Linked DNA regions of Homo sapiens: all the other regions are linked to region 3. The links are chromatin loops, found by intact Hi-C in ENCODE. Cell type or tissue: heart left ventricle. All regions are shown on one strand.

Evidence for each region. Hi-C counts contacts between places; a loop is a spot of excess contacts. Peaks named below come from ENCODE experiments on the same cell type or tissue, not always from the same donor. Only the 100,000 strongest peaks of a DNase experiment are listed, where the experiment ranks them.
Region 1: a loop joins it to region 3, with 30 times the contacts of the local background. A loop is called at or near these places in 37 of 110 quality-filtered maps.
Region 2: it touches region 3 in a loop (2.4-fold over the local background); 6 of 110 quality-filtered maps call a loop at or near these places.
Region 4: it touches region 3 in a loop (4-fold over the local background); 18 of 110 quality-filtered maps call a loop at or near these places.
Region 5: a loop joins it to region 3, with 9 times the contacts of the local background. A loop is called at or near these places in 68 of 110 quality-filtered maps.
Region 6: a loop joins it to region 3, with 11 times the contacts of the local background. A loop is called at or near these places in 75 of 110 quality-filtered maps.
Region 7: it touches region 3 in a loop (8-fold over the local background); 32 of 110 quality-filtered maps call a loop at or near these places.

What each region holds. Positions count from the first base shown.
Region 1 is chr11:131,578,176-131,582,175 of GRCh38, forward strand. All of the region lies in intron 1 of NTM (neurotrimin), which reads left to right. Among named protein-coding and RNA genes, the nearest start is that of NTM-AS2, 39 kb to the left of the region's middle. In heart left ventricle, CTCF peaks have their summits at 1,826 (motif pointing right) and 2,028; a DNase peak (open chromatin) is centred at 1,868.
Region 2 is chr11:131,509,736-131,513,735 of GRCh38, forward strand. The region is part of intron 1 of NTM (neurotrimin); the gene reads left to right. Among named protein-coding and RNA genes, the nearest start is that of NTM-AS2, 29 kb to the right of the region's middle. In heart left ventricle, a CTCF peak has its summit at 2,250 (motif pointing left); no DNase peak of the experiment used is centred here.
Region 3 is chr11:131,672,043-131,676,042 of GRCh38, forward strand. The region is part of intron 1 of NTM (neurotrimin); the gene reads left to right. Among named protein-coding and RNA genes, the nearest start is that of NTM-AS1, 10 kb to the left of the region's middle. RefSeq lists an enhancer at 1,973-2,267. In heart left ventricle, a CTCF peak has its summit at 2,110 (motif pointing left); DNase peaks (open chromatin) are centred at 180, 372 and 2,119; H3K27ac peaks cover 468 bases; H3K27me3 peaks cover 20 bases.
Region 4 is chr11:131,406,070-131,410,069 of GRCh38, forward strand. All of the region lies in intron 1 of NTM (neurotrimin), which reads left to right. Among named protein-coding and RNA genes, the nearest start is that of NTM, 37 kb to the left of the region's middle. In heart left ventricle, a CTCF peak has its summit at 2,167 (motif pointing right); no DNase peak of the experiment used is centred here; H3K27me3 peaks cover 109 bases.
Region 5 is chr11:130,921,869-130,925,868 of GRCh38, forward strand. No RefSeq gene overlaps it. Among named protein-coding and RNA genes, the nearest start is that of SNX19, 7.4 kb to the left of the region's middle. In heart left ventricle, a CTCF peak has its summit at 1,614 (motif pointing right); a DNase peak (open chromatin) is centred at 1,606.
Region 6 is chr11:131,062,316-131,066,315 of GRCh38, forward strand. No RefSeq gene overlaps it. Among named protein-coding and RNA genes, the nearest start is that of SNX19, 150 kb to the left of the region's middle. In heart left ventricle, a CTCF peak has its summit at 2,245 (motif pointing right); a DNase peak (open chromatin) is centred at 2,251; H3K27me3 peaks cover 3,101 bases.
Region 7 is chr11:131,244,859-131,248,858 of GRCh38, forward strand. No RefSeq gene overlaps it. Among named protein-coding and RNA genes, the nearest start is that of NTM, 120 kb to the right of the region's middle. RefSeq lists an enhancer at 1,190-1,835. In heart left ventricle, a CTCF peak has its summit at 1,902 (motif pointing right); a DNase peak (open chromatin) is centred at 1,943; H3K27me3 peaks cover 840 bases.

The DNA of each region.
Region 1 (4,000 bases), 94 kb before region 3:
CAGGTGATCGAATCCAGAAAGATCTTGTCAGGCTGACAGAATGGGCCATATCTAAGATAATGGAATTTCACAGGGAAAAAATGCAATATTTTATAATTAGGTCCCCCAAGCAAATTATTCAAATATAGGTTTATGTCATATCTGATGTCAGATTCAGTTATGATCTATCTAACGGCAGGAAGTAGAGGCTCTTTGAAAGAGTCTTTCAGGTAGATTTGAGCAGTAGATAATGGGATAGAGAAAAAAGGCCAGTGCATTTAGGGACAAGGTGGATACCACAGGGGAGAGCTGCAGGGAAGTGGGGTGGGTCAGAGTGGGTAAGTATTCCAGTGAGAACAGAGACAGGGGAGCTACATACATAAAATAACTCTTTCATTCATTCTTTCTGAATATATTCATCATGAGGCCAGAGAGTATGGCTTTTAAGGGCATAGGCTCTAGACTCAAACTATATGAAATTCAAAATTGGCTTTGTTACTTCCCAGCTGTGAACCCTTATGCAAGTTACTTAACTTCTCTGTGTCTCAATATCTGCATCTATGGACTATATTTGTAACTATCTCCCTCATAGGGTGATGGTGAGGATCCAGTTCCCTTATGCTTATGTAGTATTTATTATTTTGACAGTTTTTCACTAAGTACACAGCCTGATTGAGGAGGAGGAATGAGATACATTACTTCTTGTGAAGAAAGGCTGATAAGGTTCAAGCAGAGTATCCCATGCAGGAGGTTCACAAGGCCTGGAAGCTTAGCAAGATAGTCACAGGAAAAAGACAGAAAGCCAGGAATCAGAACTGCATAACATGGAGGAAACCGGACTTGGGGACTAAAATAGAATTTAGGCAATCAAAAGAAATGCAAGGTCTGAGTCCAGCTAACAATTGATGGGGAGCTTGAGGTGTTGGGCTGCTGTTCTTTAAATCTCTTGTGTTTGAGATCAGGATTGATTACAGAGGCAAAATCAGGGTGGAGACTGCTGTAGGGTCACATGGACCCTGCTCTGAGGAGCAATGGGAAACAGAGGCTGGAAACTAGGAAGAGCCTCACAGATTGGAGAAGCAGAGCTTAGTCATAGCAGGGCAGCAAAAGAAGACAGAGAGAAAACAAAACAAAGCAAAACAAAAACAGAAATATAAACTATCTGTTTTGCTGATTGTAAGTTTCCCACAAGTTACAAGAGTGAGGTTCCCTCTCCCTTTTATAGTATATAAAACAAAATATTCAAGAGTTCTGCATTACTGTAAACCAGTCAGGCAGTCCCCTAGAGTACTGTCTAATCATTGCATCCCATTTTTAAAAGGTTTGAGAGGCCCCACGTCGGCCTGGAGGATAATATTACAGGACCCCATAATATGTGAGCAAACAAAATAGAGCTTTTAATGTCCCTGTGGGGGAACCAAAGCCACGTCCATGCATGGGAGGAAGACCTCTTACAGTATTTGCAAGGCTATCTTCTGAAGGAAGAGTGGTTGATCCTTGCTCATTTTGCTGCCAAGGACCAGAGAATGGAAGCTCCAGGAAGAGAACTTTTACATCCAAAGTCAATGCAAGGGCAGAGATGCAGGGCTTCACCTGGGGAAGGGCATACCTCCCACGGCTGGGAAAATGTGCTCAGGAGTATTCCAGCATTGCTTGAATGGGTTAGATGGAAATGTTGAAAACCTTTCCCCAACATGGCATTCTATATTTCTATAAAAACTACTATGAGACAGTTGAGTGAGCCCCATGATTTTGGCATGCATCAATGCCATATTTAGAATGGCTGCCCTGAGCAACATTTTTCTCTGCCATCTTCGCAGTCATTCCTGGGAAGCAAGCTGTAGTTCTCTGCCGAGCCAGGAGGTGGAGATGGCCTATAATGTACCCAGAGAGCCTGCAGGGAGGGCTGCGTGATGAGGTTGAGCAGTGGGGCTATCTGTGTGGATTGGCAGCCATAAAGGAATCCGAGAGCTCATCGGCCGCCATCTGTCTTCATTTTGCTAACCCCCTCTATTGGATGCCACAAGCAGCTCACTTCCTATATTTATAAACATCCCCAATCAGTCATTTCTCTGCCCACTGTCACATATTTGTGGCATTAATGCTGGCTGCTTTATCACAGATTGGACTTCATTTCAGGCATAACTCTCATATACTGTGGTTCTGAGATCTTTATAGCCACATTACGGTATATGGCTGAGTTGTGATTACACATCAGTACTGTGAGGCCACTGACAGCGATTTGGCCCTCTCCCACCACCTGCCACACCTGCCCTCTGAGGGCAGCTATAGATCATGCTAGAGACACAGGAAAATGGGATCTGTGAGGGAGAGAGAGAGAGAACAAAGGTTAAGGCACACACTCTCCAGGATTTAGGGTAGGCCAGGGCTATTCCGTAGGGCTGAGAACCCACAGAACTGTCTCCTATTGGCAAAGTGACCTGACAGATGGAGAGAGCTAATGGGAGGGGATGGGAGTTGAGAAGGAGTAGTCTATAATTGAACTGACCTTTCTGGTTGCCCCTGATCTCAAAGCCGACAGTGGGTGGTAGACTTCCTTTTCTGATGTCTGAAATCAGGAATGTAAGTTAGCATTTCTTCGTATTCCCTTGCATCATGCTTGTCCCATTCATAAGATTGCTCTCCTTGTAGAGATGAAAAAAGAATCTTTTTTAGTCCCACTGTGTTTGGGTTCTTGTAGCTGTCATGCACGGATCCCAGGAACCACAGTCGCAGGGGAAGTCGCAAAAGTTCTCTCTCATGGAAGTCACAGTGGCCACCAAAAGGTCAAAAGTAAGAGCTATGCTTGGTCAGTAGACAACAAAAGAGCTTGGAGGCAGGAAGCAATAAAATTTTAGGGAATTATGAGGCCCTGGGTTATTGCTAAAAGGGTGTGGGGTATGGGGTTTGCCACACTCATCTTCAGAGAGAGTATTTTTTTTATTCTGGAATAAAACAACTTTTTCAAGTCTTCTTGGTCATGGCTTCTCCTTACAACTCAGAGAGACAGAAGAGCTCTTTTCCCCTTGGTGGGCGGAGCCCACTGCTCTTGCGGGTTGCTGGCAGTCTTCCTGGCTCCTGACTAGCCTTCCACCTCTATTTTCCTCTTGCTCTCCAAATGTGTAGATACTGTTCTTTTCCTCGGTCCCCAGGGAGGCATGGACCACAAGATATTACTGAAGATTGAGCGGTAACAGAGGAGAGTTGCTTCAAGGAGAGGGAGGAAGTCTAACAGAGTCAGATGACGAAATTACAACGAATTTAGTTGAAAGCTCCATTTGGATTTTACTTTTGATTTTAGGATCGGTAAAATAAAATGAGTGTTCCTATGAGCTGAGGGTGTTGGCTTTATAGGCAAAAAAGGGCTGAGGAAAGCAGAAACAGAGAACAAAAAGCAAATTGGCCTTTTTAAGGGGTACTTTATAGAGTTCAGACAAGGGGACTTCCTCGTTATTCTGACTCTGGCTGACCAGAATTGCCTGCTTTTTGGAAAACTGGTCCATTTCAAAGTTTGGTTTGATTACTGAACACTTAACACAAGTGACTCCGTTCTGGTTTTGGTCTGTTCTGCCTGGGCCCAGGGCAGGAGACTGATCCCCTAAAATGGCCTCCCATGCACTTTGTTTAATAAGAGATTTCCGACTTCACTTATGAAACCCAGCACTTGCAGCCTTTCCCTGACATCCACACTCTGCTGGTGCCCTGATTCTTCCAATTCCAGGGCCCGAGACTGCCCCTCACTCTCCCCCCTCTTCTCAAGGGAAACAAACTGGCTTTCCTAATAGTTCTAATTTCCCAGAGAGGGTGCCCTGCTCACAGAGGAACAGGCTTTGCCATGACTATGCAGAGCTTTTTCATCCTGATGATCTCAAAATCCCCTTCTAGAGGGGCTCTCAGCCTTCACTCTGCAGATCAAGAAGCCCACCAGTCCTCACCCACCCGACTCCCACCTTCCCTGCCCCTGGGAGCCAGCTTTACCCAGACGAGTTCTGCTCCCAGCCTCTAAAATGCAGAACGGGCT
Region 2 (4,000 bases), 160 kb before region 3:
GAGAGGAGGTTGGGATTCTAATTCTTTCTTTAGAGATAAGAAAATAGAGCTCAAAGAGGTAAAGGAGACCTGTGTAACTAGAAAACTGTTTAACTGAAGGTTCATGTTCCTCAGCCCATTGCTTCAAGTAGCATAAGACTGGTAGAATAAGATGATGCCAATTTTCATGATATAAAGACACATATCTCAGGGCATCAAAGCAAGAAGGAAATGACTGAGCAGAAGGATTAGAAAAGGCTTTCTGAAGGAGGTGATCTCGGGGGTGGGCCAGAGGCCAGTTTCCCACGTCTCTAGAGTTTCTTCTCCTTGTCTCAGTAGCTGAGCTCCTGGCGGTGCCTGTGGAGGAAAGGTCATGGGCCTGGAGGCCGCATAGCCATCATCAGGTTGAAATTTACATGCGGGATGAAGCAACACAAACTGTCCCACTTAGGGGGAAAGCTGTGTGGCTCCATTTCGGAGAATGAGCCCTACACTGTGTGGTTCTTGTCACTCTCGCATCCCTCCGCCTGCCTTGCAGCTCATCCGCAGCGGGCTTTCTACTCATCACCCTGGCTCCCTGGCCCTGTACTTCCCACCACTTCAGCCCAGAGCAGCAGGGAATCTGCCAGGTGAAAGCAAAACCTGCTCCAAGCCCAGTAAAGTACCTCTGTCTGTGTTTTCTCAGCATAGATGGAGAGTGGATGGGTCTGCTTACCAACTGCCCTTTCATGTTTCCTAGCCATCCAAAGGACGGTGCTTGGAGCCAGACAGATTTCAGTTCAAATCCAGCTCCAACTCTTACCTGTTACAAGACTGTGGTCAAACTACTAACTTCTTCTAAGTGTCCAATAACTTCAGCCTTAATTTTTTAAAAATTCTAAAAACCAATTTCTATCTATCATATCACTTTTATGATCATTTGATGATTGTTGCTTTTATTTTATGACCACTAGACGTTTATAAAAGTCCTGGGGGCCTTTGTAACTGGATGAACAAATGCTCAGCTCATCCTGTGCCCATCTCTTTCTGTCTGCTCATTTCCCCAGTTTTGCAGTCAAGGTTTGTGCCCCAGTTGGAGTCCACCGGGTCTGTGGGGGTGCTGGTGCAGAGCTCGGCCTTCTGCCCCGTCCTGGCTTGGGTGGGTCTGCACGGCCCCCTGGGCCGTGGGAAGAGCTCCCTCTGCAGCAGCCAGTGCCTCTTGATTCTCTGGAAGGAGCCAGCAGCCATCTGTGTGGAAGGACAGGGCCATACTGTGTCCTAACCTTGGTTCTGCCTCCAACTTAAAGTGCGGTTTGAGGAAGTCACCCTCTCGGGAACTCCAGTTCTTCAGGTTAAAAAAATGGATTTTGAAGAGACTAAGACCTCTTCAGGGCTGTTGGCCAAATTGAGGGGGACAGTGTCCTGTGCTCCAGGCCACGTGATGAGTGGTGCTTCTAGGAGCTCATCGTACACTCCTCTGAGACCTACACCACATACAGAGGCATCTGAGCAGGGAAGCAGGTGGTTGGTACACACGGGTTCCTTGGACCAGAGCAGAGATTCAGGAGGAGCCAAGCCATCCCCTCAGGCCCCAGCCAGGCCATGAGCCCAGCAGGTAAGGCTGGGACACCAGCCAGTGGGAAGAGTGCAGCAGTGCCATGCCCTAATTGAATCAAAGTCTGACTGCCAGAGACCCTCTGTCTTCGCCTGCCGCTGGCCAGGGCTCTCATGGGATTCATGCTATTACCCTGTCAACTCCAGCACACCCCCTCATTTCCCTCCCTGCTTAAGAATGGTTTAAATCAGCAATGCTAGTGCCTCCAAACTTCAATCTGAAGCCTAAGGTCTCATGTAAGCTAGACTTTGTGCTTGCACTTGACAAACAAAACAGAAACCCCGAGGTTATACATATTACGTGACTGGGTCTCATCTCTGCTTAGGATTGATTTTCCTCCATTCCCAGTTGCAGGACACCAGAATGATGGGATTATTGTCTTGGGCAATCACACTGTGGCACCTGGCAGCTGCGTCCTCCACCTCCTTTCTGTGCATACTGCTAAATAGGCAACATCTAGTTCCATTCGGACCCCAGAATCCTCAGCTCTTACAGCACAAATGGGGCATTTGCTCAATCCCATTGTAACTGAAAGCACTTTGCAAAGCCAATCTCTGTGTCAGAGGGCGACCTTTCAAAATATGAAAGCGGAAGAGCCTGTCCACACCTGGGATGGCAGGTGCAGGGCCCGGCCCCTATTCTATGGTCCAGAATTTCCAGCCATAGTGAAGCCAGCGCCACCTGCTGTCTAGACAGATCGCCACTGATAGTGGAAGGGAAAAGAAACAGCACAGGGTCTAGACAGGTAAGCACCTACTCAAGTACCGAGACCCACAAGTTCCAAATTGCGCATTCCACTTGCTAATTCCAGGCCTAATCACCAAAGCTCTCCTGCATGGACCATGAGCCTTGGGGACACGAGTGGATGAAACTGCTCGACTTCTTGTTGTGTGCCAGTGGGTGCATGCACACGGTGGCATGTACTGAATTGATTACGGAAAAATCATTTTTGAGTTGGTTCTTTTGTCTCTCATTTGTTCACTTTCTGAATATATTTAAAATCTTTGTCCATGTCCTTGCTGCCAGCTCCTACTGCAAGGCCTCAGTAGACCACGTCTGCTCCCCTTGCTCTGTGCTGCCCTTGCTCTGCCAGCCCAGGCAGGGGCTGTCCTCAAACCAGAGCCTGGAGACAGGCCCATGTGATCTCACCTGGATGGAAAGCCCAGAGGCCGACTCCCACAGCTGGGTGCCTCCTGGAGGATTCCCACCCACCAGGGCAGAAGCCAAAGTCAAATGCCAGGGCTGTGCTCCTCCCTCTCTACTGCCCTCAGTTTCTCTCAGCTAGGCTTCTCCTGTTCCCCCCACAGCAGACTCAGCCCAGTTCTGAGCTCCTGAGCTGATGGCAGCAGGGAGGGATGGAGAAAACAGAGCAGGCCGTGGAATCCTCTCCCAGCCCCAGCATGTGCTGGCTGGGCCACGGGATGCCTGGCCTTCTCGCTTCCACTCTCTCGTCTCCTTAGCCACCTTCCAGACCAAGATCCATGACGAGGATGCAGGCAGACCCCCAGACACCTGTGTGGTTCCTGAAGGGACAGCCCCATGCCCCCCACCCTCTCCCTGTCTTGACTCAAAGTTGCTTCTGCAAAGTTTTTCCTCCCTTGGTCTTGATCAATGGCTCAATTTAGCACCCGATTATTCAGTCCTACGCTTGGCACCACTGAGATCTCGGGACATTTCCTCTTGTTCTTCCCAGCCCCTTCTTCTCCAGCTGCACTTAATACCTTGTTTTGCTCCGTGACTGGATCATTTCAGCCTGTGACACTGCATCCTCCTCACATTCTCCAGGAAGGCTCCATGGCTCCCCGTCCCTGAGCTTCACAACCTTCACTGTGTGAACGCGTAAGCTGTGGCCCTTCCGTGGCTGAAGGCCTGAACCCAAAGTGCAAAGTGAGATCAATTCTTTCCACCAGTAGATCCTGCTTTCCAGACAAAACAATATAAACTATCATTGCTGTTGCCAGGAAGCCTCCCTTCACCCACAGTTTGGAGGAGACATTGTGTCAAGCCCTCAGAGTAGGAGTTACAGGCTCTGCACCCATCCTCTGGGGTTTCCATAGGAGGCACCCAAGAGGTCCACAGACCACAGAGATGGCCAAGCCAGCTAGACCGGAAATACTGACCAAAGACAGAAAAAAAAAGTCCTTTGAAAACAAGTCAATGTCAGCTCCTCCCTGAGCCTGTGACATGAGGGGAAGGTGCAGGAATTTCAAGTTTCTTGGAGACAGGATTAAGGACTGAGAGCGGCTTCCTTCCCAAGTCCTTCTTCCACTGTCAGATACAGGGAAGACAGAATGAAAAGACTGATATGAAAGCGCTTTGAACTTTTTTAGGCTCAAAGGAGCTTTAAGGATCTAAAGCATTATGATTATCTTTTAGCAGTGTGATAATATTGATTATACAGGGGCCTGGTGGAGTGTCCCTGGCTGC
Region 3 (4,000 bases):
CCACGTGCACATCCCTTTCTCTTTGTCTTTCTACACAAATTGCCTGTTTCTGGAGTGGACTCGGCTTTCCACACCATGGGTCCGGGAGGACCGGCCTTCTTGGCAGGTGTGGGAGGAACAAGCCTGCGTGGTGCTGTCCCTCCCTCCCCACCAGGAGCAGAGCAGCAAGGGGACCCTTGAACATTTCCCCTCTGGGGAGGCCTCAAAGCATAGCACAGGCCCGAATGCATTGAGGGTTCAGGCAGGGATGCCAGCGAGCCAGGCTTCTGGGGCCAGGTGAAGGCAGAGGCGGCGACTTGAGCAAATGAGCCTCCTTTGAAGGCACCGCACCCCCACCGAGGACACTGGGCCTGCTTCACGAAGCACGCGTGGGCGTGTTTGGATGAGCGCTGTGTGGCTCTGCAGCTCCGAGGAAACCGCATCAGACACCCCGACAGCTGGAGTGCCTCACCCTTTCAGTCTCCCTGGGATTCCAGGCCATTCTCTTCGGCCTGGCCTCTTCCTATTCACCCATCAGACCAGGCTCAAACCCACCTTGTCTTGTTCATGGTGCTGTAGGCTGGCATTAATTGTATGACAGAATGTTTATTCATATATATATTTTCCCACTAGACTCTGGTGCCAATAGGAAAGGGACACAATTCTACTTAGGTATTTAGTACTCCTGGTACATAGTAGGGCCTCTGTGGAGGCTTATGGAATTCAAATACCCATGGACCAGCCTTGGCCTCTTCTTTCTGGCCTTCAAAAGAAAGGCTTTGCGATAAGTTCTCCCTTAAAACAGAGAAGACCACGGTGCCGGGGTGGGGGTGGGGTGTGACCGTGTTCCTTGCCTATTTCCCTTACAACAGAGAAGACCACGGTGCCGGGGTGGGGGTGGGGTGTGACCGTGTTCCTTGCCTATTTCCCTTACAACAGAGAAGACCACGGTGCCGGGGTGGGGGTGGGGAGTGACCGTGTTCCTTGTCTATTTCCCTTAAAACAGAGAAGACCACGGTGCCGGGGTGGGGGTGGGGAGTGACCTCGTTCCTTGTCTATTTTAGGCTTTAGCCTAAAAATAGATGGGGATGGAGAGGGCTAGGGAGGGCAGGAGGGTCAGAAAACTCCTGAGGTTTCTGGTGGTAAATTGTGAGTACAACAATGGATCAAGAAGGTGACCCCAGAACCCTTGCTGTGTGCCCACTGGGGTACAGCTGGTGACCAGGAGGATGCTCAGGGCTGCCTGTGGGCTCCTGAGTGGAGAGACTTGAGGTTGACCAGTCCATTTCCACTAACTTTGTAGGATGCCTACCTTAGAGGACAAAGGAGGCTGGTGGCCTTCTCTGAGCAGGGCATTATGGTGGCCCCAAAAGGATCACAGGGCCCTTTCTGCCAGCCCCCAGGCCTGTACTTTGTAAGAACTGCAAATTGTGTCCTCATTGTCTGTGTGTATGTGTTTCAGTGTGTGTGTCTTTCTTCTTATCTCTTCATCATCTGGGTCACCTGCCCACCTCTGGACAAAGCTTGCATTTAAATATGGTGCCAGACAGTGACGTGATACAGTTAGCGGGTGATGCTTGCTGCTCTAATTTTGTCTGCTTTTGGGAACTCTGCAAAAATGCTCTTCCATCCCTCACTGGGAGCACTGCTGGACAAATGGTACTAAAGGGACCTGTACCTTGGGGGGCCCAGGTGACACCTGAGACCCTCTGTAGACAGCATGGCAGCCCTCCACTCTCTCGGCTCTCCTTCCTGAGGCTGGAGAACAGAGATCTCACGTTTGCAGAAGTCCTTTTAAAACAAAGTGCCAGAACAAGGATTTGACATCACCAGTGAGAAAAAATAAATTCATTTTTGCCCACACCTCCACTCCCCCGTCTGTTGGTGTCAGACTCTGATGGGTTGAAAGGCGGCACAAAGAGAAAGAGGGTAGGGAGATGATGGCAACTCGGGGAGATAATTGACTTCAGAAATGCTATGTCTTGGATGTAGGAAGAAAACAAGTGAAAATATGTTATTTTACAACCTTGATACTTCTGACCTCATGGAAAAAACATACACACACAGCGTAGGGTGAGCAGGTAGGCAGGAGGAAGGGTCCTAGCACGGGGTGCGGGCGCCCTCGCGTGGCCATGAGAAGTAGTGCCACACGCACACGTTCTCTTTCCCAGAGAAGCAGACGTGCTGCACAAGTGCTTGGCCACCGCCTACACTGAAACTGGAAAGAGCTCACTGAAAAGGAATGCAGTTCATAAAAAGTCTTCCTTCTCTACCCAAGACATTCTTGTCACTCCTAGGGCTGTCATTCTTGAAAAGGAGAGGCTGGTATAGTAGGAAGAAAGCTCAATCCTAAAGCTCAGTTTGGTGTTTGTGGCTTAGCGGCTGGACGTCCTTAGTGTGTCTTGGCTTGTCGCCTGTAAAGTGATCAGCATGACCTGGATGGTGCTTCTGCTTCCCTGCAGCTGGGATGCTCTGGCCTTGAGGATGCTGAAACACCAGAGAGCTGGCCACTCGCTGGTATCAGTCGGGCAAGCGAACTCTTTGTGTGGGATTGCTTCATTTCATTTGAAGTCATTCATTGCTATGATTGTAGTCTTTTTCTGGTTCCCATGAATCTGGTGTTGGCTCAGTGTAACAGAACCAGCCTTATTGTTCCCATTTGCAGTTACAAGAATATTGCCATTGTTATTTGCAAGCCTGATTTCCCTGTCTGGTTACCTGTAATGCTGCTTCTCTGAAATTCTCTGAAAGACAGAAAAACCTTCCCCGCGGGATATAGGTTATCAGGCACCTAAACTCATTGCAGCTCCAAGACATGCATGGATTAGGGACCAAGATGTGGGGCTCATAGTTTACAGAATTTGGTCTTATATTCTCCCTTTCATCTGGATCTTCATACAGCTACTCACTTGCTGCTAGAAAAGAAAGCTCCCAGTGTGCCAGATGGATTCCAAAGTCCCATTTCCTGCATTCATCCCACCATATTTGAAGACTCTTTTCTTTTCAAATGCTTAGCCCGGGTGAGCAGACCTCAACCTTCGCCTAGCACCCATCTTCCTGATCCTGCCTGAGCTTCCAGATCCCCAGTTCCATCTTTACTTTGGTTCTTGTATAAGACGAAGAGAGCATTTATCTTTTCTGTTTAAACCCTTGGGATATTTCTGTTTAGCAAGACAGCAATTTCGGGCAGCTACACTGTTTTATTAAGTATATTAAACAGCAGAGTAGCTCATCTGTTGTCGACTGGCTTTCTTGGCTCAAACCCAATATATCACGGGTGGTTTTCCCAACACATTTTTAAATTCTTATTACTGGCTAGGATATGATTTCACAAATGTTATTATAATAATTCATTAGTATCTTACATAACCAGTAATACAGACTGAACCTTTGCCAAATGCATTGTTATAACTTTTTGGAATGGTGGCCGCATTAATTAATCATTGCTTGTTGAGTGCCTACTATGAGCAAGAGAATTTGCATTTTTGTTCTTTCATTTCTCATGACAGCCCAATAAGGGAGGTAGGATTATCTCATTTTAACCAAAGGAGACTCTGAGGCCGAGGGAGGCTGAGCGGCTTACTCGAGTTCTCGCAGCTGCTATATCCTAGAGGAGACCAAATTCACACCCAGCTTGGACTCCAAAGCTTGTACATTTCTCATCATGTGACCCTCCACCCACAGACTGTCTGAGTACAAAATTCCACAGAGGGCCTTGACTTAGAAGACCCTCTGCCAGCATTTTGTCTGTGGTTTTGTGTGTCGTCTCAGATGAAGGTGACTCAAGACTTCAGGCAGAGGATGTTTTCCATTTAAATCCCCTAAAAGAAAATGGCCCTGTTTCTAGAAGAGAGAAAAGCCCAGACGTCTGCTTGACTTTGCTTCCAGGGGCAAGGACTGGGGTCCAGATCCATAATCTGGGAGAGTCTTTTATGGCTTTCACCTTTGGTGTTGAAGAGGACTGGCAAGCAAACCCCTTGGACCAATGGTTTCACCCTTGGAAACTTAGCTGGGTAGGTCC
Region 4 (4,000 bases), 270 kb before region 3:
TGTTTACTTGCATATTGTTTATTTCCTCCAACTAAGGTATTAATTCAAAATGACAGGGTATTGTCTTGTTCATCACTGATCTTTAAGACTTAAGGTGGTATTTGGTAAATAGTAGATAATTGCTCAATAATGTCAGAGTTAAAAAGGGAAAGAAAATTTCTTTATTATTACTGGGAAGTGATATATGAATGTAAGAGCATCATCCCTCCAAAACATGAAATATACCTCCTTTCTATCTAGAAACTGGGACAAGTTGTTTAACTTCATTTACTTTCTGGTCACTTATTAATTTAGTGGCCATATTAAAATCCTTATCTCTCTGAGGGATTTTAAGAATATATTGAAACAATTTACACAAACAAATATCTTGCCACACAGTCAAGTCAACCTTACTACAGCAGCCCTGCCTTATCCTCACGGGATAAGTTCTAAGATCCCCAGTGGATGTCTGAAACTCTTGGATAACACCAAAACCTATATATGCTATTTTTCCTCTTATACATCCTATATATAACATATGATAATGTTTAATTTATAAATTAGGCACACTAAGAGGTTAATAACAAAAACTAATAATAAAATAAAACAATTATAGCAACATACTGTAATAAAAGTAATATACATGTGATCTTGATCTCTCTCACAAAATATCACACTGTACTGTATTTAACTATTTTTGGACTTCAATTGACTGCAGGTAACTGAAATGTGGATAAGGGAGAATGACTGTATATCACTCTGAGAAGTGGATAAAAGCTCTTTCCCTCCTCCCAGAGTGCACAAATGTGCTCTAGGGAAATGGATAAATGTACATGCATAAGTAACTTTTCATTGAGCAGCTCCAAAGACCACAGGTAAAGGCACTTTCCTCATACAAACATTGGTTCACATTAAGTCTCTTTTCAAGGTGATTAAAACGACTCAGAAAGTTAAGATGTTCCCTTTTTGCAGTTAAGACCACAGAGTAGCATTTACGTTTTAAATATTGAAGACGCAAGTCTGTCTCTAGCCACAGGCACTGGCTTACTATTTTCTTGGTCCCAGAGCCAGACCAACTAACTCCACTTACCATTTCTATCAGTGGCTTGAGGGTGTCCAGAGAATATAGTTACAAGACTGGATTTTTAAAAGGAAGGAAGAAACCCAAGGCTCTCAGGAGAGGACCGAAGTGACTCAATGTGCCTGTCATGAGATTCAGTAAGTTTTCACCTAAGCAGATCTATTATGTGGCCAGAAAAAACAGTGTCACAAAAGACAGCCCTCTGCACTGGCACTGTCCTTTGCTTGTCAGTTTGTATACAAGAGCTACATACAATGCCCTGGAAAACAGCACTTCGTGGAATTGTGTAATATTTTATAGCAGCATCCAGTCTGCAGACTCAAAATCCCAGTGACTAAGAACAAAGGTGGGACATGCAGAACATATGTGGGAAACATTCCTCGGACCCAGGGGTGGGACAGGTCAGCCAGGGGAGGAGGAGGCTGAAGAAAGGGAAGAGCCACAGAAAGGCTGAAAGTGGGGACAAAAGGCTTCCAGCACCTCCCTTGCACTCTATTTGGGCTTTGTCATACTTTCTGCCTTAACTCAAATACTACAGGGTCATCCCTGATGGGTATAAAGGGGAAGGAGTCATGGGTCAGAAAGAGTTCCTAGGACATTCTTGCCCTCGAGGTTTCCTGGCTTTGCAGCTGGAACCAGGGCTGGCTCCCGGGCAGGGAGAGGAGACGCTTCCTGATGAAGTTCGGGCCCACCCCTTTCTCTGAGCAAATATGCCAGTAGCATTTGGGTTAATGAACTGTGCCTTTTAATAAATGGTTCTTATCTCACCAGAGTGGTGCTAAATTGTCAGGATTTTAAATTAACTTAATAGTTTCGTGGATGGTACTTATTCACTGGTTACTCCGAAAGTAGCGCGGCCCCCAGCCAGGACTTCTTATTGAATTATGCAACAGTTAGTTATTTCATTTAGGTTTAAGGGGAAGTGTTTAGGATTAATGTGCAATGCCTCAGTGCCCCCCTTAATGGGCATTTCCAGGCCTCCCCTAAACTAAAAGCCAGTTATTAATCACTGGGTCACTCAGTTGTTCTGTCGATTGAGAGAAGTGATTGCTCTGGTCCAGGAATGGCCAACACCCTCCCCGGCCAAAAGAGGGAGACAAAACGCCTGTCTTCTCTTGCTCACGTTTGCAAAATATTTGCTGAGATGTGCAAACCCCTATCCTGCCTGTAAGAAGCTTACGTAAGTTAGAAAGTGGAAGTACTATGACAGAGGCAGCTGTGAAATCCTTGGACTTTTGAAGAGGAAGAAAAATGAATTCTGTGGAGAGGAGAGGCAGAGTAGGGGTGAAGCATCTAGAAGGTGCTAACATTTGAAAACTGTATAACATTTATGTGATTGAAAATATGAAGAGCATTCTAGGTAAAATTTTAATCTTGTGCCTCTCTACCAGATAATGATCAGCCTTTGGGCAAAAAGAATTGCCACTTTTGAGTATTTACTTTGAGGCTGGTGTGAGTTCATTGCAGAACCTTATGAGGTATCAACCAGTTTGTTTTCACCTTGCAGATGAGAAAACTGGGGCTCCGAGATGGTAGATGCCTTGTCCAAAGCTCCAGGATTTTTGGCACACAAAGATTCTAACTCAAGCCCAAGTTCATCAGTGACATTGTTTTCTCGTATTCTCAGCTAAATCACTCCTGCCCTGCAGACATCACATCGGCACTCAGATCATCTGCAAAACTTTTGTCAGGGATTCCATTCTGTCACACCACAAACCTGACTTTATTGTTCAGTGGAGGGTGAGGCAATTCCTTTAATTTACTCCAGAGGCATCATATCATCCCAAAGCAGGTTCACCCATCATGCATCAGAAACTACCTTTGGAGAAACAGAAATCAGGTAGCATGTGGCAAGTATCAATGTTGTGCCAAGCACCGTGCCAGGCAGGGACTGCAGCAGGCAAGAGGTTGCTAAGACATTATCTGCACCCTCCAAAGCTGTCAGGGCCTACATAGGAGGAACACTGTCCCCACTAACTGGAGATATGCAAGCCATGACAGAAATCATTGATGTCAGCAAACAACTAACAGGCAGGTGTACAGCCAAATACTAACTGTGAAGCGAAATCTAGTTAAGACTGCAAAGTATTAGCATCAAACACTTGTTTGAGAAGCAGAAGGAAGCAGGAGGGTGTATAATGGAGATTGAGAATGGACATTTACCCCTTTGCACTTTGAGTCCTCATTGAAGCTGCCCCTGAGAGCCCCCATCTGGGCTACAAAGAGGTGTTGGAGGGAGGAAACCTGGAGAAGCTTAGGCACAGCCTTCTGGCTGCCTTCCACAGAGAGGTGCAGGAGTCCCACGGTAGTTAACTGGGACCGCCCTGCTGGGAACTTCAGGTGTCTCTGCCCCCGGGCAAGGACTCTACTGAGACTGAGGAGAAACAGAAAACAAAACCTGGCCCTTTCAGCTTCTCTGCTGGTCCCTGGGAGAGGCACAAGGGGCCTGCTGAGTGGAGTGACCTTGAGAAGGTCGAGCAGGCCTCTGAAGTGGTGCAGCGGCACGGGGGCAGGGGAGCGGCATGAGCCATAAAGGAAATATTGTCTATAAAAGCCCCGTTTTCCCTTTCTTCTGGAGCAGGCACAAGGCACTGACTTCATTTTGCATTCATAAAGCCTGCCTTTGGAAGCGCCTTTAAGAACTGCTGCAGGAAGCCTGAAGAAACATGTTGGAGGGTCAAACACACATCTCCTTGGGCTTTCTTTCATCTGTCTTAAAAACAAAAATCTCTCCTTTTTTAATCATCTCCTCCTGTAAAAAGGGCTAATCTTTTGTTAGCAGCAGCCTCCCATGGCACAGCATCTCAGCAATTAATACAAAAAAGCAAGGAAGATGCAGGTAGAGGAGGGGGCCTCTAGCTGAACAGGAAGAGGGCCTGGGAGTCAGGAAGGAAGGGTGAAGGATGGGAGAGGGGAAGCTGACCGGCTTTCCCTGGAGCA
Region 5 (4,000 bases), 750 kb before region 3:
TTACAGTGGAAAATCATGGAGTCTAGGTATCTGGGAAGGAAAACGAAGCCAGGAGAGAGACAAACAGCTGTGAGGAGAGGATGAGCTGTACTGGGAGCAAGTGAGTAAGAGCCAGAAGAAAAAGACCTGTGGCTCAAGATTGGTCCATCAGAGCCTGTGTTTGTTCTTATGGCTGCTCTACCAAATGACCATCAACTTAGCAGCTTGCAGCAAACATGTTTATTCTCTTACATTTCTGAAAGTCAGGAGTCTAAGATGGATTGAGAGGGCTTGTTCCTGTTGGAGGCTCTAAGGGAAAATCTCTTTTTTGTCCTTTCCAGCTTCTACAGGCTGCCTGTGATCTTTGGCTTATGGCACCACATGCTCCAACCTCTGCTTCTGTGGTCACATCTCTTTCTCCCACCTTGACCCTCCTGCCTTTTTTTTTTTTTTTTGATGGAGTCTCTCTCTGTCACCAGGCTGGAGTGCAGTGGGGCGATCTCGGCTCACTGCAACCTCCACCTCCTGGGTTCAAGTGATTCTCCTGCCTCAGCCTCCCAAGTAGCTGGGATTACAGGCGTGTGCCACCACACCCAGCTAATTTTTGCATTTTTAGTAGAGATGGGGTTTCACCATGTTGGCCAGGATGGTCTGCCTTCTTCTTAAAATGGCCCTGTGATTACTTTGAGCCTCCGCAGTTATCTAGGAGAAACTTCCCATCTCAAGACCCTTAACTTAGTCTTATCTTTTGTTTCTTTTACCAAGTAAAACAACATACCCACAGGTTCTGGGGGTCCAGATGTGAACATATTTTGGTGGAAGGGGGCATTATGTGACCTACTACAGAGGCTACATGCCTAAAGATGAAAATGTTTTTGTGGTAATAAAGTCTGGGTGTGGCCAGATGAGTTTCTGAAATAGGGTCTGGATAACCTAGGGCTAGGGTTGAAGGAGACATTTTGAGTCTATGTTTTGGAGAAGGATGATCTACATGGTCAAGGAAGTCACTAATGTTAGGGTAGAGAGGACTAGGATCTTGGTACAAATGTTCTCAGTAAGTGAGAAGAATGACCAGGAAGTTGGAAGGTGATGTAATACGAGGAGTGATATGGTTTGGCTCTGTGTCCCCACCCAAATCTCATGTAGCACTGTGATCCTGAGTTTTGGAGGTGGGGCCTGGTGGGAGGTGATTGGATCATGGGGGTGGTTTCTAATGAGTTAGCACCGTCACCCTAGCGCTGTTTCGTGATAGAGTTCTCGTGGGATCTGGTTGTTTAAAAGTGTGTAGTGCCTCCCCCTTTACTCTCTCTCTCCTGCTGTCTTATGAAGATATGCTTCCTTCCCCTTTGCCTTCTGCCATGATTTTAAGTTCCCTGAGGCCTCCCCAGCCATGCCGAACTGTGAGTCAATTAAATCTCTTTTCTTCTTAAATTACCCAGTCTAAGGTAGTTCTTTATAGCAATATGAGAACAGAGTAATACAAGGAGTAAAGAAAGTATGGTGATACCAAAAGAAAAGAAGGAAATTGTGTGTAATTTGGGAAAGAATCATCTAAAAGCATCCATGAAGAACTAGGATATTGGCAGGAGCATCTCCACATCCTGCCTTAGGCGCGGTGATGGAGCAAAATAGCCACCAGAGGGCAGCAGAAAGTATGGCATCTTAAGGAGAAACTGCATCTTACTTATTCATTTGTCAGTCCCATGTCTATCCATTCACCCCACGAGGATTAAGCCAGATATTGGGAATTCAAACATGGTCTTTATATAGTTTATCTTCTTAAAGAATTCACAGTCTAATGCAAGAGATGGATATTGACACAATGTAAAAAGTGCTATAATCAAAATATGTCAAAATATGGGAAGGCAGAAAATTAGGAACAGTTGCACAGAAGAGATGACTTTTGAGCTGGCCTTAAAGGGTGGGTTGAATTTCCCATAAAGACAAGAGTAACAGGCCCGGCGCGGTGGCTCACGCCTGTAATCCCAGCACTTTGGGAGGCCGAGGCGGGTGGATCACCAAGTCAAGAGATCGAGACCATCCTGGCCAACATGGTGAAACCCCGTCTCTACTAAAAATACAAAAATTAGCTGGGTGTGGTGGCGCGCCTGTAGTCCCAGCTACTCGGGAAGCTGAGGCAGGAGAATTGCTTGAACCTGGGAGGCAGAAGTTGCAGTGAGCTGAGATCGTGCCACTGCACTCCAGCATAGCGACAGAGTGAGAGTCCGTCTCAAACATAAATAAATAAATAAATAAATAATAAAAAAAGGTTAAAAAAAAAAGACAAGAGTAACAGGTCGTACTAGGAATAAGGGAGACATGAGAAATACTGAGTAAGCTCCCATACTTGTTTGCTACGGCTCAGAACAAACTACTACATGCTGGGTGGTTTAAACAACAGAAATTTATTTCTCACAGTTCTGGAGGCTGGAAGTCTAAGATCAAGGTGTTGGCAGATTTGGTTTCTCCTGAGGCCTCCCTTCTTGCCTAGCAGAAGGCCACCTCTTCAGCGTCTTCCCTCTGTGCACACGCATCCCTGGTGACTCTTCCTCTTCTTATAGGGATACAGTCATATTCGATTAGGGCTCACCCATAAGACCTTATTTAATCCTAATTACCTCTTTACATGCCTATCTCCAAATAGAGCCACATTCTGAGGTATACTGAGGGCTATGGCTTCAACATATGAGTTTTGAAGGGACAGGGTTCAGTTCATACTACCTCTTTTCTATCTGTGGGTTATGTGAATGGTCATATTTTGATTATGAGGATACTAAAAAGGAAGATAATAATCTTGATAGTTCCCAATATTTTTTTTCATTTCATTCAAAAGTGGAAACAGCACTGAACTACAAGTTAAGGAGATCCAGGCTTAACTTCCTCATCTGGCTGCATACAATACTAAATGCTCGAATAGCCCTTCCCTCTGCAGAACAACCAGACACTGAATAGGAAACAGTTATTGATGAGTTAATGGGCTCAAATGAGGACACAAAATAGGTGAGAAGTCCAAGGTACACTATCCCATCCCACTCTAAAAACAAAACTATTAAATAAGAGCAAAACGAAACAGAAAACAACTCTGAGATGAGGATAGAACTGTCAGTGGAGAGCAGATGAAAGGAGCAGGGTGGCCCCAGGGACAGACGTCCTTATCAGATCTGTAATTCAGGTTCTGAGCCTTGTTCCAGCAGGAGGAGGTGAAACTGAGCCCCTGACTCCACTTGGAGCCACAATCCTTGAAGAGGTTTGAAGAAGTTCCAGGTCAGTGGCATTTCCAAGCTTCTGGAAGACACAAAAGAAATCCATTCTGGAAGAAAATATTCTCATGGTAAGACCATGAAATAAGCACACATTTAATATAGAGTACTATGAACTCTAAATCCAAGACCATCAATTATGAGAAGGAAGGCTAACATGAGTGAGAATCAGAAAAAATAAACAACAGATTGAGAACACAAGGACTGTGGATATGAATATTGTCTGCTGCTTAAGATAGAAGATCCATGTATGAGCTCAAAATGAATGAAATACAAGTATGTTCTAACAATAACAGATTGTCAAAGATGCCCATACAGTTTCAAAACATAGCCAAATGAAACTTTTATAAATGAAAAATAGGACTACTGAAATAAAATACTTAATGTATGTGTTAAATAGTTGATTATATATAGCCAAAGAAAAAATTAATGACCTACAGTATTTGTTGAAAGAAATTATTTAGGCTATAGCATAGAGAACTAGGGAACTGAATATATGAAAGAAAAATGAAGAGAAATGAATGCTAAAATAAAAATTCTAATATTTATATGATCAAGAGTTCCAGGAAGATAATAAAGAGAATGGAGGAGGATAAAAATTTATAGAGATTTTGGCAGATAGTGTTCTAAAACTGGATGAAAACGTAGATTCAGGAAGCATCAATAATATAAAGTAGATCAAAAGGCCAAAAGTTTATTGTTTTAAAAGACCAGTAAAAAAGAAAAAAATTTAAGTAAATTGATTGAGAATGAAAAAGAGA
Region 6 (4,000 bases), 610 kb before region 3:
AGTATGAGATTTCTAGGAATGCGGTTACAAAATGAGGCAACCGTCTGCATTTTCACTAGAGGTAAATGGCGGTTTTTTTTTTTTTAACTAAAGATAAAGATGATAGTTCTTCACATGGAACTGCAAATAAGTGAAAGTGAATACTGATTTCTCCTGACGTTGCGAGCGTTGGTCTTCAGTGCCCTTCCATTTAGAGTCATTCCTTCCCTTACCTTCTGCAAGTGTTTCTACATCAAAAAACAGAGCGGAAAGAAATTTTCGAAAACATCTTGTCCTAGTCTGACCCTGCACGTATAAAAATGCTGAGGTCGGGGTGTCACAAGTGACTTGCCTCGACCTGTGGGGCTGGGAAAGGCGGGAGCCAGGCTTGAATTCAGATCTGAATTCAAACCCGGGATGATTTTTCCTATTCACATTTCTCCTTACTATTGTGGTGAAACTTGAGGAAGCAAGCAGGAGACAGCATATGTTATTTGATACTAAGTCCCTGCTATAGAAATGCCCCTCCCTACTCCCGTCCTCCTCTCCAGGTGTTCTGATGATAATCAATAGTGTTCCAGTTATATTGGGCAATGTCTGGGAAGTTCTAAAGCTCTGCCTAGAAAGGGAAAATGCCATTTGAGTTGCCAGAACAAAATAAATTTGATGGACTCCCTTACCTCTAAGGTACGCTCCTTGTGATAATTACCCCTTTATTCTCTCTGACCCTTCTGGGCCCAAGGCCTCCCATGCCCAGATTAAATGGTTACTATATACTTATTTATGTTCCATCAGCCAATATCCTTCAGCAAGAGTAGCTGCAACCTTGATTTGTTTTCTCCTTTTACAGCGATGTTGCTGGAAGAGGTGGATGGGACATTTAATTTGGCATTAAATTCTATGCTGGTGCATTATCCCCTATGGCAAACAAAAGTGGTGTGGAAGGTTTGCATTTATGATTTTGCTCAGTTCAACTCATTTTTATGCCCAGGGAAGGTTTTTGCTCAAGCTTTTCGTGCTTCTATTGCAGTTTTATTTCTGATTTCATAGAGATGATTTCGTAGAGGGAAACAGTCTGCTTTCCCTTTGTATTCAGACTACCATTTTCCATTTGGAAGTGTTGGCAACAACCTTGTTTCTGCGTGTATGTGCAAAAGAAATAGAATGTTTGAATTTTGAGTTCTCTTCTCAAGGGATGTGGTCTGTGTCAGAGGCAGGCACGACAGGGATACCTTGTATCTGTGAGCTTTTGCCATCCAATGTGCCTGGGAGGGAAAGAGATTCCTCTCAGCTCTTCTTTTCCTGTTTCATTCCCTCCTCTGATTTCATAGTGGATGTTGCAGTGGGGGGTCTACCATCAGCAGGATTCACAACCAACTTGTTCTGTGCTTTAGAGTGATCATCTATGGGATGAGGTTGCCTCAAGGCTTTGCTGGATAGCTGCCAGCCCCGAGACCTGCCAACAGTCCCCTTCTTCTCAAGACCTCACAACACTCCAAATTGCTGCTTTCTCTGCAGAGAAATGCTCTTTGCTCTCTATTTCCTCTTACCGTGGCCCTTTGTCCTCAGCACTCGGCCCGAATTCCTTTCTTCACAAACAATAAAAAGGTATGCCCTCAATTTCTTCCTCCCACCCAAGCATTGACCACATTAGCCCTGTAATCTTTTTTTCTTGGCCCTTGTCTACACTTATTTCCCAGCGTGTCCTTGGTTAGGAGCGGTGTGTGTGTGTGTGTGTGTGTGTGTATAAAGTGAACTGCAGAGGAAGAAAACAAAGAAGGTGCAACAGCGAAAGACTGCAGGGGCAAGCAAGGCTTCTGGAGGGAACTTGGGCCTCACTGCCACTCTCTTGCCTCTTCCAGGGTTTCTTGATCACTGATGTTTCCAAGTTGATATTGGCAGTTTTGAAGAAGCCTTTGTTCTTCATGTATGTGAGAGAAAGGGACTAAAAAGGATAGAAAAACCACAATTGAAGCTGCTAATCCTGAACAGAGCCCGAGGCTGTGGAAGACAAAAAGCACCGTGCAAAATAAATTGCAGAAGAGAAACAAGAAAATTCACAACGGTTTCCTATGCCTGGCCTATTTCTACAATTCTTCTGTTAATGAATATTCGTTTTCTACCTGTAGTTCAGCACACTGTTAGAGGAAGAATCAGTCCTCTAACCACACACAGGCTTTCCCATGCCGGAACATTCCAGTCTTGTATCACTGGGACAGAACCCCCAAGAGCCACAGGGCGAGACACCACAAGTGCTTCCAGCGTCGATCGCTAGATGGAGCCCGTGTTATGCACAAATCCAGCCCCAAGGGTCCTGGGGTAGCTGGTGAAGCCATTAGCTGGAGGGCAGCAATTTTAAAGGGTGGTACTTGATTAAGAGAATCCATTTCTCCTACAGTTAGCCCAGAAGCCCAATTGCTCTTGCAGGTGCTTAAAAATTTTCAGTATGTGGATTCACGTTATTCTCTCTCTCTCTCTCTCTCCACCTTGATCAACTATCGCAGGTCTGGATGAGCTCCACTGGCAGCGCTGGTCCCTCCAGGCATCTCGGCAGTAGCTGGAAGCCCCACATTTGGGGTGAGACTCTCTGGCTTCATGAGCTTGCTGCTTCAGTATAATTAGCTGTCTAACTGCTCACCCACACGGAGCCCATATGTGTGTTACTAATTATGATTTATTTAAAAACTCTCTGTTTGCCATTCTTTGTTCTCTATTTCCTCTTTATTGAAGGGCCGAGGGAGGGATTTGATTTGGAAGCTGTTCTGAATGGTAGGTTTTACCTTCCTTTGCATTTTCTGGACTTTTCCTTCTAGTTTCAAAATCTAGGCAGCTTCTGTACCTAACTCTCAGCATGCTGACCTGCTGCTTGCTACCTCTCCCTCCAGCAACAAAATGTACCAGGACAGGTGTGGTCACAGCATTTAGAAGGAAGTAGCTATTACATAAACGGCCGCATCAACATATCTGCTGCTCCCAAGTCTGTATTTCCAACACAGACATTATACCCAAGCTTCAAACCCATATATACCATTGCTTACTGGACATCTTCACCTAATTGTACACAGGCAGTTCCAACTCAGTGTGTGCAAAACTGGACCCCAAGTCTTAGCCCCAAACTTGTTCTCCTGCTGTACCTCATCTTGTCCAGAGTAGAAACCGCAGATCCTCAAGTCCTCCCTCTCTCTCTCCCTCCATCTTTACCTTCATGTTTGATGGATTTCACTCCCTCCCAGCTCTCTTCCTGTCATGCTTTCTGTTTCCAGCGCTGCTGTTTAAACCAAACCCTCCCATTCCTGCCTATAGCGTGGCAAGGGGCTCCACTTATCTTCCTCTGTCCAGTCCTGAAACTCATATTCCATCCACACCATGGCCAAGCTCATCTACCCAGTACACCATAGGCTCAAGTTCTTCACCTGTTTAAAGCCGTCAAAGACCCCTCACAAGCCTTAGCAGACCTTTCCTGAGAGCATGCTGTCCCTGGCAGGACCCTCATCTCTGGAGGCTGCGCCCACCCCACCTGGTCGCTGCAGCTCCCTCAGGTCACGTTGCCATGTGGCTGCAGCCCCGGAAGGGACTTTCTCTCCCTCCTTGCCTGAATGGGCCCTGTTTACTTCACCCCTCAGCTTGAGCCGAGCCCTATCCCCACAGGTCCATGTTATCTCCTCCTTTGTGTCGCTGCAGTCCCAGAGCATGTTTCTGCCAGGACTGTTGTCACAAGTCCTTGCAATTGCCTCTGCTTGCTTGCCTTCCCCTAGAGACCACAAACTCCACGAGGCCCGCACTGTGCCATGTGACCCACAGGTATCTGCACAGAGTACCTAGAACAGCACCTGCTAGTAGCTCCAGAAACACTTAGTGAATGAACAGAAGCCACTACTAGCATTAGCACTGCAGCGGGGTGGTGCTCATCAATGGCCAGCTGGACTGACTGGTGTTTGCATGTTTAATTATGTGTGTGTGTGTGAGAGAGAGAGAGAAAGAGAGAGAGGGGGAGGGAGGGAGAGAGAAACAGAGAGAAGAG
Region 7 (4,000 bases), 430 kb before region 3:
TGAAACTTTTAGAAAATAGTAAATGACAATATGATCAAGGGCCAGAATGGACAATAAAGACTGTGTGTATAATGCTCCAGTAAGTAAGATAATTAACAATGGGATCTTATAGGTGGCTAAACTGGCAATGTACTCCAAATGCAGCTGCAGGCATTGGAGGGTGGGCCTCGATCTGGGCTTTGGAGTCAGACAGATTTGGATTTAAATCTGAGGCTTCTGCAATCAAGTAGCTGTGTGATTCGGACAAGTTGCTTAACCCTTGTAAGCCTTGGGTTACTTATCTGTCATATAGGAATAATCCTACTTCTAATAATGCATTCCTATGAGGATGTAAACTCCAACAGGAAAGAGAGTGCTGTCTCTTTTGTTCACTGCTCTACTCCTATTGGCTAGAAGACCAATGACCATTTGTTGATGCAATCAACCTCACCAGGTTTTCATTAGTTTAGGCAATATACATAAATTAAAAGTTGAATGCAGTGCTGAGCATAATATGTGCTCAATACAATTTTAAAATCATTATTGTAGCTTCACTTGGGTTTGGCAGTACTTAACCTTCTGGCCATGTAATCCTTGAGTTCTGTTTCCTGTAGCAATGAGCCCATAGCAATGAACCTAAGTGCTGATATTCTAAAAGAATATCAGGTCTGTAGAAAGCTGTCCGTATATTCTGACCTGCTTTGTGTATTTCTTCAATTACTTCGCCTTACTATTGTATCTTCATTTGTTTGTTTAAATCTTTTGAATCTGGATTTCTTTGTTATTTTCCTCCAGATTTTGTGACTCACTTGAATCATGTCTTTTTCCATTGCCTCTCTGGCATCTTGATAGTTGTAGGTGATTTTCTTATGAAAGACCAGTGCCCACTGTGAGGCCATGGGACACAGCCCGAAGCCCTTTAGCTCCTGGATAACTAGCTAATAGTTCCCTAGAAGGAATGCCCTCAGGCTTCCTGAGGACTGGAATGACTCCTTGGCAGAGGTGAAGCATTTTTTAATCTATCTGAGTTATTTAAAGTTTAAGACAGGGATAACCTACACGAGAGACTATTTTCTTGAAGAATACAGACTTGGGGTCCAGGCTCTGCTATTTGCTAGATTTACAACTTTGGAGAAATTAACCTCTTTGGTTTTCCATTTCTTTTTCAGTTAAACTGTGGTGAAAAAATACCTATCAAATAGGGTTATGGTGAGTGTTAAGAAAACCGATGTGTGCAAAGCACATATATATTTTGTTTTTATTTTTATTTTGTCTGTTTCATGTTTTCAGAAACCATGATCAAAGCATTCATAAGTTCTCCAAAAGGGTTCCATTGGTCCTCAAAGCACTTTTCACACATAAAGAGGAGGATGCTCAAAGAACTAATTTCTTGCAACTGACCTCTAAGTGTGGCTAGTACTTTCAGGCACTGCAGGGGGCTGGCTGCTGTAAAGGATACCAAAGACTGTGGAATTCACACTCTAAGGAGCCAAGACTAACAGGAATACACGAGACTACAGTGAGCAGCACAGATAGCAGTTAATGAGAGCTCAATTAGGTGGTGCAAAAACCTAAGTGCTGAGAGGAAGGTCAATGACAGCTGGGTGCGCTAGAAAGGGTTTGACTGCAGATGCTCTGCAGGCTTCCCCAGCCCTTGAAAAAGTACACTTGAGGGAGGAGATAGGATGAGGCTTTTGTTGGCAGCGTACTGAAAAAAAAAAAAAAAAAGATTTTCTTGGAATCAGCCCCACCAGATGACTTAGGGATACTATAAAAATGAGGCCATACTCGCTACCTGGAAGTCAAGAGACCTCAGCAGCCCAGGAGAAGGCCATGGTGGGAGCACACGAAGATTAAGCTGGGACCACCTGTAGTGGCAAAAATCAATACCTAACACTCAATGCCCAGATGCAGATGGGGTTCTGGCCGTCAGGGGGCACTGTAGCAGAAGCCCTGGAGCCCCAGCTGTGCGTAGTCAGGGCCACTGCGTTTCAGGACTCCAGGGAGTGCCGTTCCCGTCGCGTACACTGGGAAGGTGCCACCTAAAGTCGGCACAAAGTGGCGGCCCCGAGTGTAGCTCATCCTGCATGATAGTGTCTTCTCCAGTCAATATAAACCCTGGGAAGATGCCACGTGTAGTGAAATATTCCTGCAAACTCTATCGACACATGTCAGTTTTCCTCGATCAGCACAAGAGGAGTGTTCAATAAAACAGCGTATAAGGTTAATTACCAGGGCATTCCACATAGTGCGATCACTTTGTTAGTATCACAACCTTTTATATGTCATGTGTGACAACACTGCAAAGTGGTTTGTACTGTTCATTAATTGTAACTTGGAACTTCCTTCATTTGAAAGTGGTCATTTATAGGCACACGTCCTCCAGATCCTGAGTAGGTGGAGATTGTTTTAAAAGGGGGATGGGGGTGACAGTTTCCCCACCTGTCTTCACTAACATGCTTGCTTTTTAATTTTTTTCTTTCTTCCTTCTCTTTTGTCTTTATCCTTCGCTTTCTTTCTCCTTTCCTTCTTCCTTCTGTTGACAAAGGTGAAATGAGTAAGATGCCTTTTAAGGAGCTCTGGGTGAGTGCACTACCTTCTACTCTAGAAAAATAGAATGAAAATGGGCTGGCTGCAGAAACCAGGAACTTGTCTGATCCCTACGTGTATTATTCCCTTTTCCTTGTTCTATGCTATTTCTCATGCTGCCTTTGTGCTTTTGATTCCTGACTTTTTTTTATGGATTTTGTATATGCTGGAATTCAGAGGCTTTCAACATTTTTTTGACTGAAGCCCTGTATGAAATAGATTTTATAGCTTCAGCTCAGAACACACACAGAACTATACACTCACATACTCACATAACAAACAAAAGAATCACTGAATAACATTTAATCTTAAGATGGAGGATGTACTCTGACATTTTATATTCTAATCTGTCTTTTCCTATTTTATTTCATCTATTCAATTTCACTTACAAAAACACTCAACCATAGCTCACTAGATTTATTTCATAGCTAATTAATGGATCATAATTGATAATTTGAAAAACTGTTTTAAATGATTATTAACTCCTGAATTACTCCTGTCTCTTAGTGGTCTTTCATTCCTACCCAATTTCAGCATATGCTTGATTGGATTATTTTCTTGAAATCCAAATGGTGACACCGATAGCATAGATTAAAGAGCAGATAAAAAAATACAAAAGAGCATGCAAACAAGTTTGAAGTACATTAAGTTGGTCTAAAAAGCTTGAAATCTCACATTTTATTCAATATTTTAAAAGGTTTTTCCTTATAGTATTGTAATCTCTACCTGTATGTGAAGAAAATCCTGACAGGCTCATGACATTTTTGCTCACTGTTAAGCAGGTATACACACTGGCCAGTCAGAATGAACACAGGCAGTAGGCAATCTCTGTGACAGTACTGTGGCTGGCTGGTTCAATACCAGATTAGTTCTTAAGCAACAGATCTTCTATTTAAGTTACAAATGCAATCTGAGTTTGGAAATTAGAATATGCAGTCTAGGATTTTCATCACCATTCTGAACTGAATTTAACATTAAATCAACCCTGCACCAGTGTGACAGTAACCTTCCTCCCAACCCCCTTGGAACTTGAAGACAGCCTCTGATGGGGCTGGGCAGAGGAACCTAGGAGGAAGGATGGTCACAGGAATAGGGGCGTCCTTCCCTTCCCCGTAGAGCAATCAGGCCCTGGCAGCTGAGGAAAGGTGCATGTTCATGGCAAAACAACAATATGAGGTCCCACGGATCCTCCTTGCCATTGTATTTCTCTCACACTCTGGCGGGAGCCTTCTTGGGCAAGACTCAAAGGAGGTCAGGCCCAGCTCTCTTGCTCTGGCATGGCCATGCCTGAGTGTAGGAAGCATTGCTCACTCAGATTAACTGGGAGTGCAGGCTAATTGGGGCCACCTTCCTATTCCACCTTTCCCTGTGAGTCAGGTTCTGGCCACTTGCCCTGACACTGACCACTAGAAACTCAGCCTTACAACCTCTC